2 separate regions of the Homo sapiens genome follow, and region 1 is linked to region 2. A link is a contact called in ENCODE Hi-C or POLR2A ChIA-PET data. All regions are on one chromosome and are shown on one strand. The core of a region is the stretch at or near the end of the contact, and the rest is flanking DNA. Distances in the headings are between cores, read along the strand shown.

Region 1 (5,866 bases), core at 1,415-3,914, 140 kb before region 2:
ATCTGAAGTTTTCTCTTTCTGTTGGCATTTTGCTTACTGAGGTCACAGCTAATTAGTAGCCTACTTAGAAGAGGAATTTCTTTTCTTCTCTGGCAGCCAGTAGAATCTCATTGGATTGTAGCTGATAAAACAATCTTCTCTTTAGTGATAGTCTGTATTCTAATTGTACTTATGAGGCCTGTAGGTTATGGTTAAAATTAAAACACAATAAATAGAATAAATTTAATACATTAGCAACTATGCAAAACAGCAGCCACAAGTGACATGGATTTGTTTCTGTGTCCTAAAACTCAGTAGTATATTAGTGCAACATAATTACAGTAATCCTATGATGTTCTGCCATACAATGGCATCTCCAACTATATGAGCTCCTTCTGTCACTAGGGTTTATTTCTAGCGCTTCTCATATTTCAGAGTAACAAAATAAAGGTATTTAGCAGTGTTTCCTCTGGGCTTGGATGCAGTGTTTTGTAAATTGATTTTCATCCATATTCATATCAGGGCTAAATCAGAGAAACAAGGAACTTGACTTTCTACTGGAGAAGAGCTAAATTGAGTATAAAGATTGAGCATTAATGTGTGTGTAGTCTTTTCTCTGACAAGTTAAGGGGGCTTTGGTAGACAGTAGGAATGATTTAACCTTGGCAGTGTCTTCTGTTCAGAGTGTAGCTTATTTGGAAGTAACAGGCTAGAGGACTTCAGCCTTATGGGTTTCTTAATGGAAGTCTTCTTTCTTGAATAGAGAATATTACAGTTTGTGGATAGAAGCTTCAAAAGGATATGAATCATGAAGGTTTAACTTACGGTAACGGGTGGGACTCTTATACCTAGTTTAGAATCAAAGAACTTGTAAAAAAAAATTGGCCTTCTTATGGGCTAATTATCTAGCTACAATTTCTACAGCATTTTTGAATGAGGTATGACTGACTCCTCTACAGATGACAATTTATCTTTGCACTGTCAGAAAGGCAGCCTGGTTTAGTAGTCGCATATCATCTATAAGACCTGTAGGCTTTTGTGAGATTAAGCTACTCATGACCTTCTAAATGTCGTCCCAGTCTCTGATCTATATCCATTGCTCTCCATCCCTTCCTCCTCACCCTCTCCTCCAGCACCCTGTGGATGTTCCCCCACTTCAGGAGTCTGGCTCTCAGAGGATTTTTTTACACTACCAGTGTGGCATGTGTAACATGACCTGGACATCCAGTCCATGACAGTAGTTTTTGGTCTTGCTCTATTATCAGCAAATATTTCTGAGCACTCATCACTAAAATATGTATTCTTATTTTTAAATTATGTAAGCATACTATATAGTACTGCATTTTATACATAAAACATATACAAATTTAAAATGATAAAAATTAAAAAACAATGTAACTGGAAAATCTATTATTTTATTCTGTGTACCAAAAGATCATCTTCCACATTTCCTGGAAAGTCTGCCCCTCACTTTGGAGAACCTGTACTGTAGTACTGGTAGTTATAATTGTGTCCTCTAACTAGATGTGCACTCTGTAAGGGTACGGAGTATGGTTAATTCAATTTTGTATCCATGAAAGTTATCATAGCATCTTGGACATTATAATAACTTAATGATCCCTATTTTGAATGAATTAACAATTTCTACCTCTGCATCTTTTTTTTTTCATTAGTGCTCCTCTCAAAAATATTTCTCCTTCCCTTCCTTTTCACCTGGCCAAAGTCTACCTGTCACCCAAGTCAAGGCCAGGTTTTTTTTTTTATTTCCTATGAATTTTTTCCTGTCACTCTAAATCTCATGTAATCTTTCTTCTCACCTATAGAAATTACTGACTCTGCTGTTCACTTAACATATCGCATTCATTGTCGGTGACAGATGACATTTTCTCCTTCACTTATGAAGCTTAGTTTGGCTGGATATGAAATTCTTGGTTGAAAATTCTTTTTTTTAAGAATGTTGAATATTGGCCCCCACTCTCATCTGGCTTGTAGGGTTTCTGCCGAGAGATCTGCTGTTAGTCTGATGGGCTTCCCTTTGTGGGTAACCCAACCTTTCTCTCTGGCTGCCCTTAAGATTTTTTCCTTCATTTCAACACTGGTGAATCTGACAATTAAATTGTGTCTTGGGATTGTTGTTTTTGAGGAGTATCTTTGTGGTACTCTCTGTATTTCCTGAATTTGAAAGTTGGCCTGCCTTGCTAGGTTGGGAAAGTTCTACTGGCTAATATCTTGAAGAGTGTTTTCTAACTTGGTTCCATTCTCCCCATCAATTTCAGGTACACCAATCAAACGTAGATTTGGTCTTTTCATTTGGTCTTTTCACATAGTCCAATATGTCTTGGAGGCTTTGTTCATTTCTTTTCACTCTTTTTTCTCTAATCTTGTCTCTGGCAGGTGTCTCCCAGTCAGGCTACAGGGGGTTCAGAGACCCACTTGAGGAGACTGTTATTGGAGCTCGAACACTGTGCTGGGAGAACCACTGCTCTCTGCACACCTGTCAGACAGGGATGTTTAAGTCTGCGGAAGTTGTCTGCTGCCTTTTGTTCAGCTATGCCCTGCCCACAGAGGTGGAGTCTAGTGAAGCAGTAGGCCTTGCTGAGCTGCCGTGGGCTCTGCCCCGTTTGAGCTTCCCGGCCACTTTGTTTACCTATTTAAGCCTCAGCAATGGTGAATGCCCCTCCCCCTGCCAGGCTGCAGCCTCGCAGGTTGATCTCAGACTGCTGCGCTAGCAGCGAGCAAGGCTCCGTAGGCGTGGGACCTGCCAAGCCAGGCACGGGAGGGAATCCCCTGGTCTACCGGTTGCTAAGACTGTGGGAAAAGCACAGTATTTGGTCAGCAGTGTTCCATTCCTCCAAGTACAGTTTGTCACAGCTTCCCTTGGCTAGGAAAGGGAAATCCCCTGACCCGTGTGCTTCCCCGGTGATGTGACGCCCCACCCTGCTTTGGCTCACCCTCCGCGGGCTGCATCCACTGTCCAACCAGTCCCAGTGAGATGAACCAGGTACTTCAGTTGGAAATGCAGAAATCACCTGTCTTCTGGGTCAATCACACTGGGAGCTGCAGACCGGAGCTGTTCCTATTCGGCCATCTTGGAAGCCACTCAGATGACATTTTCATGCTGGTATATATCTTCCCAGATACATTGCAAGCTCTTCTTTATTTCCTTATCTGTAACTCACTAGCTTCCTTTTGCTATATTTATTTAAAAGTCATTCTATAAATATTCATTGAACAGATGACAAAGCTATCAATTCACTCAGCTACCCTTTTGACTCAAAATTGTCGTAAGTGTGTTTGGCATTTTGTTTTCTCATAGATGTTTAAAAACAGCTGTTCTTCCTCCAGAGCTCCCCACTAGCTGTTATTTTCAATACTCAATTTGCAAAAAAATTTGCCATAAATTGAGGAAAAAAACTGGAGAACACAATGTAAAAAATAAGCCTCTTAAGCATGCGCATAGAATTATGGTTCTGCCATAACAGAATTAGTGGGTTTTAGATTCCTTGAGACACAATAATATGTATTTTAGACTATCCAGACATATCAAGCCAATGCTTTGGAAACTGACTAAAGAATTAATGTACCTGGTTTGTCTTAAAACAATTGGTTATAGATGCAAATCAAAACCACAATGAGATACCATGTCACACCAGTCAGAATTGCTATTACAAAAAAGTCAAAAAATAACAGATGCTGGGGAGGTTGTGGAGAGAAAGGAATGCTTATACATTGTTGGTGGTAGTGTAAATTAGTTCAGCCATTATAGAAAACAGTCCAAGGTTTCCTCAAAGACCTAAAAATAAAAATACCATTTCACCCAGCAATCCCTTTACTGGGTACATACCCAAAGGAATATAAATTGTTCTATTATAAAGACACATGAACATGTATGCTTGCTGCAGCACTGTTCACAATAGCAAAGATATGAAATCAGCCTAAATGCCCATCAATGGTAGAATGAGTAAAGAAAATCTGGTACATATGCACCATGGAATACTATACAACCATGAAAATGAATGAAATCATGTCCTTTGTAGGAATATGGATGGAGCTGGAGGCCATTATCCTTAGCAAAGTAATGTAAGAACAGAAAACCAAGTACTGCATGTTCTCATTTATAATGGGAGCTAAATGATGAGAACACATGGACACATAGAGGGAAACAGTACACACTGGGGCCCATCAGAGGGTGGAGGGTGGGAGGAGGAAGAGGATCAGGAAAAATAACTGTGGGTACTAGGCTTAATACCTGGGTAACAAAATAATCTGCACAACGAACCCCCATGACGCAAGTTTACCTATGAAACAAACATGCACATGTACTCTTGAACTTAAAATAAAAGTTAAATAGAAAAAAAAGAAATAAACAAGAGTTCTAGAGAAGGATGGTAGAGTTGATTGCACAACAATGTGAATGTACTTAATGTCACGGAACAACAAACCCCCATGTTTACCTATCAACAGACCTGCACATGTACCCCTGAACTTAAAACTTAAGAAACAAACAAACAAGCAAACAAACAACTGCTCATGCCTTTCTATGTTCAAACGCTCTGTATAAGATCTAAATTCCTAAGTTCTGAGAAGCCCCTTCATTCAGAAGACTCTGGTGTTTTCTTTGGGCAGCTCCTTGGATGTGAGCTCTCAGCATATGTGATGTATAGATTAGGAATTCAAGAGCCTTAGATATTGGCAGCCAAACCAAAGGAGGCAGAGTTCATATAAATAAGACTTCAGCAAAATCTTCAACAAAAGTGATTTCTGTCTGATTACATAAGTATGGTAATGAGTTCTGGCTTTAATTCCGGTATACTTTCTGCAACCCTGGTTCATGCTCACATAGAGAAATAAGGAAAGCATTTTTAAGCTTAATAAAAACATTTCTAGTTGCCTGGAGCCCAGAAATAATTACAATTTCACCTTCATGTTCTAAAACTGTATGATTTCTTTCCATCAAAAGTCTAGTAGCATTTTTTATTCTGTATGGATGGTGCTTAATAAATGCTTGTTGGATGACTTAGAGTAGAAAATAAATGTGTTTATTGATGAGGGAATGATATTCATGTTCTACAAAATATCCCATTTCTCCCTCAGTATGTATCTTGGCAGAGTTAATTAATATATTCCATTTGTTTCTAAAAGGATTTGAAGATATATTCTTCTATTTTATCCTCACAATCGCCCTCAAAGGTAGGTGGGGCAGGTCTTATCCATCAGTAAATAGGTGACAAAATTGGGCCCAGATAGACTTGAACACTTCTAGTCTTAGTCTTGGAGATTCTTTCTCTAAAAGCTATGTATGTGTGTGATGGGGCAGGAAAAGAGAAGAAAAAAAACACTCGTATGATGTGCTGATGGCATTTAGATGTACAGCGGGAGGGAAAGCAGGGTTTCTCAACCTCAGCACGACCAACGTTTTGGGCTAGATTCCTGCTGTGGGAGGGTGCCCTGTGCATTGTGGCATTTTCAGCATCATCCATGGTCTTTATACAGGAGCAGTTGGATGCCAGTAACAGTTTCCTCACTCCCCAGTCATGACTTTCAAAAAATGTCTCAAGACATTGCCAGGTATTCCCTGGGCAGTCAAGCTGGCCCCCCATTGAGGACTCCTGAAGTAAAAGGGAAACACAAATGGCTTAGAATTTCCCAGGAAACATAGAAGAAGCCAGAATCAGACCTCTTAATTTGGTCACTTGTTTTGTTAACCATTTATTGAGTTCTTATTATATATGTAAGCTATCATAAGTTACTAGAGGCGGTATAAAGACTGGGAGGACGTGACTCATCCAAGGAGAAATTTACAGTCTGGTAAAGAAGGAAAAGGTCATGTGGACAATTGTGATAGGTGTTTATTGAATGCCTACTGAATGCAAGGTACTATACTAAT
Region 2 (5,909 bases), core at 555-3,054:
ATCCTGGTGTTCATAGTCTATGTTAATTTGAAAACCAAAAACCCATAAAACGGCATGTGGGGAGCTTCAAAAGAACTGCTGTCTTGGGAATTCTTACCAGCTTTGAAGACTTCGGGGAGGTGTGGTCTGTTTTTCCTTCTCTGGATTCTCCTCCCGGCCTCTAATCCAGAGCCTGTACATGTGGGTGAATTTGCACATGCACGCCTGCACACACACACCCACCAATGGTAAAAGCCTCTCTGGGATACTTTCAGGATCCTTGGAGTCAGGGCTCTATACAGGGCTATTTTAAAGTGTGATGGTTCACTGAAAAATGTTGTCAAACAGCAAAGTACCAATCTTTTTGAATCACTAGGTCATATTTTAGAGACTGTGAGTTCTACCCTTGCAGGAACGTGACTTTTTCACACTGTATTTTCTCAAATAGGAGAGAAGAGAATTCCAACCAGTGAGATGAGAATTGCACAAATCCTGCAGCCCATCTCTGCCACAGCTCAAAGTAAGCAACTTTTACTGCTGTATTCTTAAATAGTCCCAAGGATCAAATTATATCTCTGCTAAAACATTGTTAGGCCTAACTTCCTCACCAAGAATGTGGACTTTGGTCCGACTGCCAGGTTAAGAGGGCGTTTCTTGAAAACTTTTGTTTCTTTGTAGGCACAGTATGTGCTTATTAGATATAAAAGCTAATGGATTAACTAATTCCTTTAGCCTTTCCAAAATAGAGGTTTCATGGAACTATCTAGGCCCATAACAAATGTTTCTGTGATGAAACAAACTCAGGAAACTGTATATTTTCTTTTTCCCTTAAAGCTTCACAGAATGCATCATCTCATTAAAAGCTCCAGAAACCCTACAAAGAAGAAACCTTACCTGGTATCCCCCAAACTAAGATTGATAGATTTCCACTGGTTTGTAAAAGAGATTCTTATTCTGAGAAGTTCTCATGGCTCTTAAAAAGAAGTCACCTTCTCATTGTATAGACTTAGACACATAATTTGTACTTTTTTTTCAGATTGTTGGGTAAGTAATGACCCAGACCATTGAAGAAAATGAGGAAACTGTGCACACAGACTGATGTCTTATGTGACCAACATGCATATAAGAAATGGAAGCTTCCCCCTATCTTTCCAGAGTTCAAAAATCCTATTGCTGAATTCACCTCCAATTCCATGAAACAATATAAAAGATCCTCCATAAAGACCCCAGGTTATAATGTTTACAATTTATTTTGTACTCCTTTTCTCTGGTAATTGATGACTGCTATTATTAATGAAGACATTACAAGGAATAAAAGGGCTTGCCTGCCACTTCTCACCACAAAACCGTGTGGCATCAAACAGAATGAAATCCTTCTGACACTGACAGCTGGAGAAAACCTTGTCACCACAGTGACAGTGTCAAGTGTGGTGTGACATCTCTGTGTGTGTTTCTTTTGCACCTAATAACTTCGTTGCCAATACAGACCAAAATAATGAAAGAAAACCTGCTTTTGCCAGCCCAAAGGATTAACTGTACTGTTGAGAAAACTGCAGGAATATTTGACATGAGATCACAATTTTTAATTCTTTTCCCCCCAGGATTCTGCATGAAGTATTTTTCTATGAAGGATTTAAATAGAATTACTTTTCCTCACATTGGTCATGGAGAGAATTAAGACATTAACTGTTGATCCAATTTATACTGCCATTTGATCCCATAAGTGCTATACAGGACTCGGTTACTCATGGAAAATAGTTCCTGCCAGATCAAACACTCTCAGGGCCAAAGTCACAAGATTCTGACTTTACATGCTCTGTTCTGCCTCCTTTCATTTTGCCTCTTGGATTGTCATGAACTTCCTGAGCAAGAAGGCCATCCACCATGCAGTGTAATGTCTTGCTAAGAGAAATTAGTATTCAGTCTGCTCAGGTTCCAGCAAGGACTTTCTTCATGAAGATCTTCAAGTGGAATCAAGGTAGGAACTGTTATCCTTTTCAGTCCTTGTGCTATTCATTCACACCTTGGAACAAAAACAAAGCTGAACTCTTTAGAGGGGAAAATTGATACCGCATGGTTTCTGGTGTATCTGCAACTTTTGGCTCTGGTTTGGAAAAGGGTGTGTATGTGTCATGCACACATGTCTATTTCATCCTATCTGACAAATACCTTTGTGAATTGCTTTGTTGACTATTTGGGTGTTACTGCAGGTTACAAATTTCTAAGAGGGCTGGGAGACGTCTTTAAATCCCATAGGCATTGGATCATGTGTCCTCTAGTGGCCATGAACACTAGTTTTAGATGAAAGGTCTCATTTTCAGATAAGTATGAGGAATACTTTATTTTCAGCCCTCTCTTTTAAGAGGCATAAAATCTTTTAGTGCTGAAAACACTTGTACTACCTATAATAAAGAATTATGTTTAAGTCAGTGTGTTCCTAATTTGACTATGGAATTCAAACTTCTTGTAAGAGTCCACAGACCAGGTAAGACTTAAAGATTTGCCAACATTCAAAACCTCTGAAAAATAACCCATTACTTGGCAGCTAGGTGATCTCCCTCCTAATTTATCTGGCTCTATTTTCTTTTCTCTACCATCACCAATAGCATCTTTCTAATCCCTCACTCGGATCTTCTCATTCCTCCATTCATTAGAATACCAGTTCATTTCTTCAATAAACATGCCAAATAGGAGTGGCTCTAACAAGACGGGAAGTTTTTTCTGATGTGACAGTCTGTATATTTGCAGTCCAGGACTTGAATGGTGACAGCAAGAGGACAGAGGCTCCAGGTTCCTTTTGTTTTAGTGCTCTGCCATGTGTAGGGTGTTTCCCATCCAAATGTTCCAAGATGTCTTACCACTGTGTCTGTATTCCAGGCAATGGGAAGGAGGGAAGGTGAAGGGGAGAGAATTTTCCTTCCTTGCAAGAGCATCATCTGCAAGTTGTGTTTCTGCTCACACCCCATTGACAGAGCTTTATTGCTTGATCACAGCTAGCTGCAAACGAGGCTAGGAGATGTTTTAGTCAGTCTGGTAGCCTTTGTCACACTACAATTTCTATGTTAGAGGAGAGAGAGAGAGAACATATATTAGGGAATAGCTAACCATCTCTGCTACACCTATGACCTTCCATTTGTCTCTTACAATGAGTTTGTGAAGTTAGAATTTTTATCCCAAGTTTTCCACTGAGAAAAATAAAGCTCATAAACCTGAAATAATTTTAATATTGTCACCATGTTAAGAATGATTAAGGGTGTGAAGTTTTGTCTGCTTCCAAGCTAACAAGGGAGCCGCCACAATTGCATGGATTCTTGCAGAAGACACAGATTCCTGAGTCAGACACAGAGGACTTTATCACTCATGGCACAGCAAGCAGCATCAGCTCCAATATTCATGTAGGTTCTTCTTGTCCTCCAAATCCTATGGGGCATTAGGGGGTGGCCAAGGTAGATGCTGCAAACGCAGTCGGTTTGCACCAAAGGTGAAAAACCCCGAGCTTAGGAAACTACAAGCTTTTAAAGAGGCTATAAGGAAACCTGCCCAACTTTTTCCTTAGAAGGAAACCTTTTTTTTAGTATCCTAGTTAAGAAACAAATCTCTCTGCTTGAGAGAGGCACGCTACCTCTAACCTCCAAGAAGTTCACCATACAAATATTCTTGGAAGGCAGTCCCAAATAAAAGTCTCTTTGTTGACAAGGCTTGCAGAAACATGAGACACCCCTGGACATTTTTTTTCCCAACACACAGATAGTCTTGCTATCTTCATTACAATAAAGGTACTTCTTCAAGAAATCTCCCACTGACCATGCCTCCATCATCAGGGCAGTTCTCACTTTTTATTGTAATTGTTCACACCTCTGGATCTCCATATTGGAATATCAGTTCCTTGAAGGCAGGGGCTATGGCTTTGCTTTTATATCCCTAGCACCTAACACATTACTTGGAATATGGAACATGTTCAACAACTATTTTGAATGAAGTATATTAGAATAAGATTTACTTAAGGGATAGAACAAATCAGCAAGCATTACATGTTATTGAATCCACTTGAGGTTCTCTTTGTATGGATCCTAGGGTAGGTGGCTAATTTTTATGATTCAGGCCTCAAATACCACTCCCCTGACCACTGTATTTAAAACATCATTCTAGATAAGTCTAATGATAAGCACTTGTCACTACCTAATATTATTCTGCTTGTTTATTTAGGTATCTGACTCCCCTTCTAGAATAGAAACCCATGACTTCAAGGACTTGCCTATCTAGTTCATGACTATATTTCTATACTCTAAAATAGTGTCGGGCCTAAAATAGAAGTTTCATAGGTATTTTTGAATGAATAAGTGAATGAGTAAATTCAGCAAACATTCACTAAGTTTATACCATCTGCTAGGAACAAAATGTTTTACCATGTCACAGTGGCCCACAAAGAATACTGTTACTTTGGACAACTGAAACAATTCAATATCTGGGTTGAGTTGAGTGGCAGCATCACTTTTGTTGGGGCAGTGAGCTTCCATTCCTCACTACAGATATTCCACTGCTGGCTTGAGCTGGGTCCTGAACACTGTCCTTTCCTGGTCTTGCTGGCGAAGGCATCCTGTGCCAGCAGGCAGCTTCATTGCCTTCCTCTCCTCTCCGAGCCCCTACGTAGCCATCCTGCTTATCAGGTGCACACAGTTCTGGTCAGGTAGCCTCAGGGAGCCCATCTGATTGGCTCTGTGGGTCCCCACACCTCCAAGAACTCCATGCCTTTCATATGATGCTTAACCATTTGTTTATCCTCATTCTTACCTGGGCAGCAGGTAGCTATCAGACCCTCTCTCACCTTTCCTTTACTCTTCTTCCACCTCTACTTGATCTCCTGTAGCAGCCTTGCCCATGAAGTCATGCCTGTGGCTCCACTGAGAAATTCGATTAAGTATTCCAATACTGCTGTGAAACGAAGTGATCTGATTCCGGTGAGACAATTTATCTTGCAAGGTATATCAATACTCATTTTATTCATTATTTACCCATTTCCAAAAATGATGTGAAGTGGGAAAATGTCAATGTTGAACAACAAAAATAGTAAAATCCCTTTGGGGGGAAGATCATTATAATTTGTTTAAATGCTGACAAATATTGATATCAATGGTAAACGTAGAAGTGGGGCATGAGGGAAATTACCAGAGGGAAATGACTAGGATATTTTTCAAGCCATCATTGATTCAAAATGAATTATGAGAGTAGAGCTTTGCATGGAAAATTAAAGGCCTAATACTAAAAATAATTATTAAGCATTTTCTTACTTTTGTAGATGAAGAAGTTACCTCAGAGAAGTCAAATAATTTACCCAGAGTCACAAAATAAGCAAATGATGGAATATTCAAATCCAGGTCTTCTGACTCTACCTCTATCTGCCTTAGAGGTTTCTGAAGTATTGATAAGATGGAGGCTGGAAGAGCTTGAAACAGACCATATAAAGCCAGGTCTGAGCTGGAAAAGCAAAGAGGCCCAAGGAACAGCACAGACCCTGACTGGTGGGGTATCTGTGTATTTTAAATAACAAATACAACAAAGATTCAAGGTTCAGCATGTACCCAGATGTTTCCATTATTGATATATATATGCCAGTTTAAAATATTTAAATGGAAAACAGTTTGTGTCCACTTCATTTTAGAACTATGCCAGTTACAGGAATCACCCCAGTATCAGTTATGTCTTACTCATGTCAAAGAACCAGGGTCAGAAGAAAAAAATCTCCAGTAAAGATCCTTGCAACTCAGGAACACTCTTTCCTCTGAATACTGCTATGAACTAGAGTTAAAAGAAAGCATTTTTTAAAAGAAATGATTTATTCGTTCCTCATGATAAACATATCAAAACATCACATTGTACCACATAAATATATGCAATTATTTGGTTAACTGAAAATAAAATAAAATTTAAAA

What was found. Hi-C counts contacts between places; a loop is a spot of excess contacts on that map. ChIA-PET counts read pairs that join two places held with the same protein, here RNA polymerase II (POLR2A). Pooled maps may share reads with other maps.
Region 1: a loop to region 2 is called in a map of heart left ventricle, with 2.3 times the contacts of the local background. The contact joins the enhancer-like site here to the promoter of LINC01479 in region 2. A Hi-C loop is called at or near these places in 10 of 168 maps with a recorded cell type or tissue (CD4-positive, alpha-beta memory T cell, Right ventricle myocardium inferior, chondrocyte and 4 more) and 10 of 50 pooled maps. POLR2A ChIA-PET finds 5 or more read pairs at or near these places in 2 of 52 experiments (OCI-LY7 and WTC11).

The regions. Positions count from the first base shown.
Region 1 is chr12:67,789,692-67,795,557 of GRCh38, forward strand. No RefSeq gene overlaps it. Among named protein-coding and RNA genes, the nearest start is that of LINC02421, 63 kb to the left of the region's middle. Within about 2 kb of position 2,665, at least 2 of the 41 ENCODE cell types and tissues checked have a DNase peak (open chromatin) inside an H3K27ac peak, as active enhancers do.
Region 2 is chr12:67,927,431-67,933,339 of GRCh38, forward strand. LINC01479 (long intergenic non-protein coding RNA 1479) reads left to right here and starts at 1,805. Exons shown (of 3, transcript NR_120456.1): 1 at 1,805-1,957; 2 at 4,847-4,959.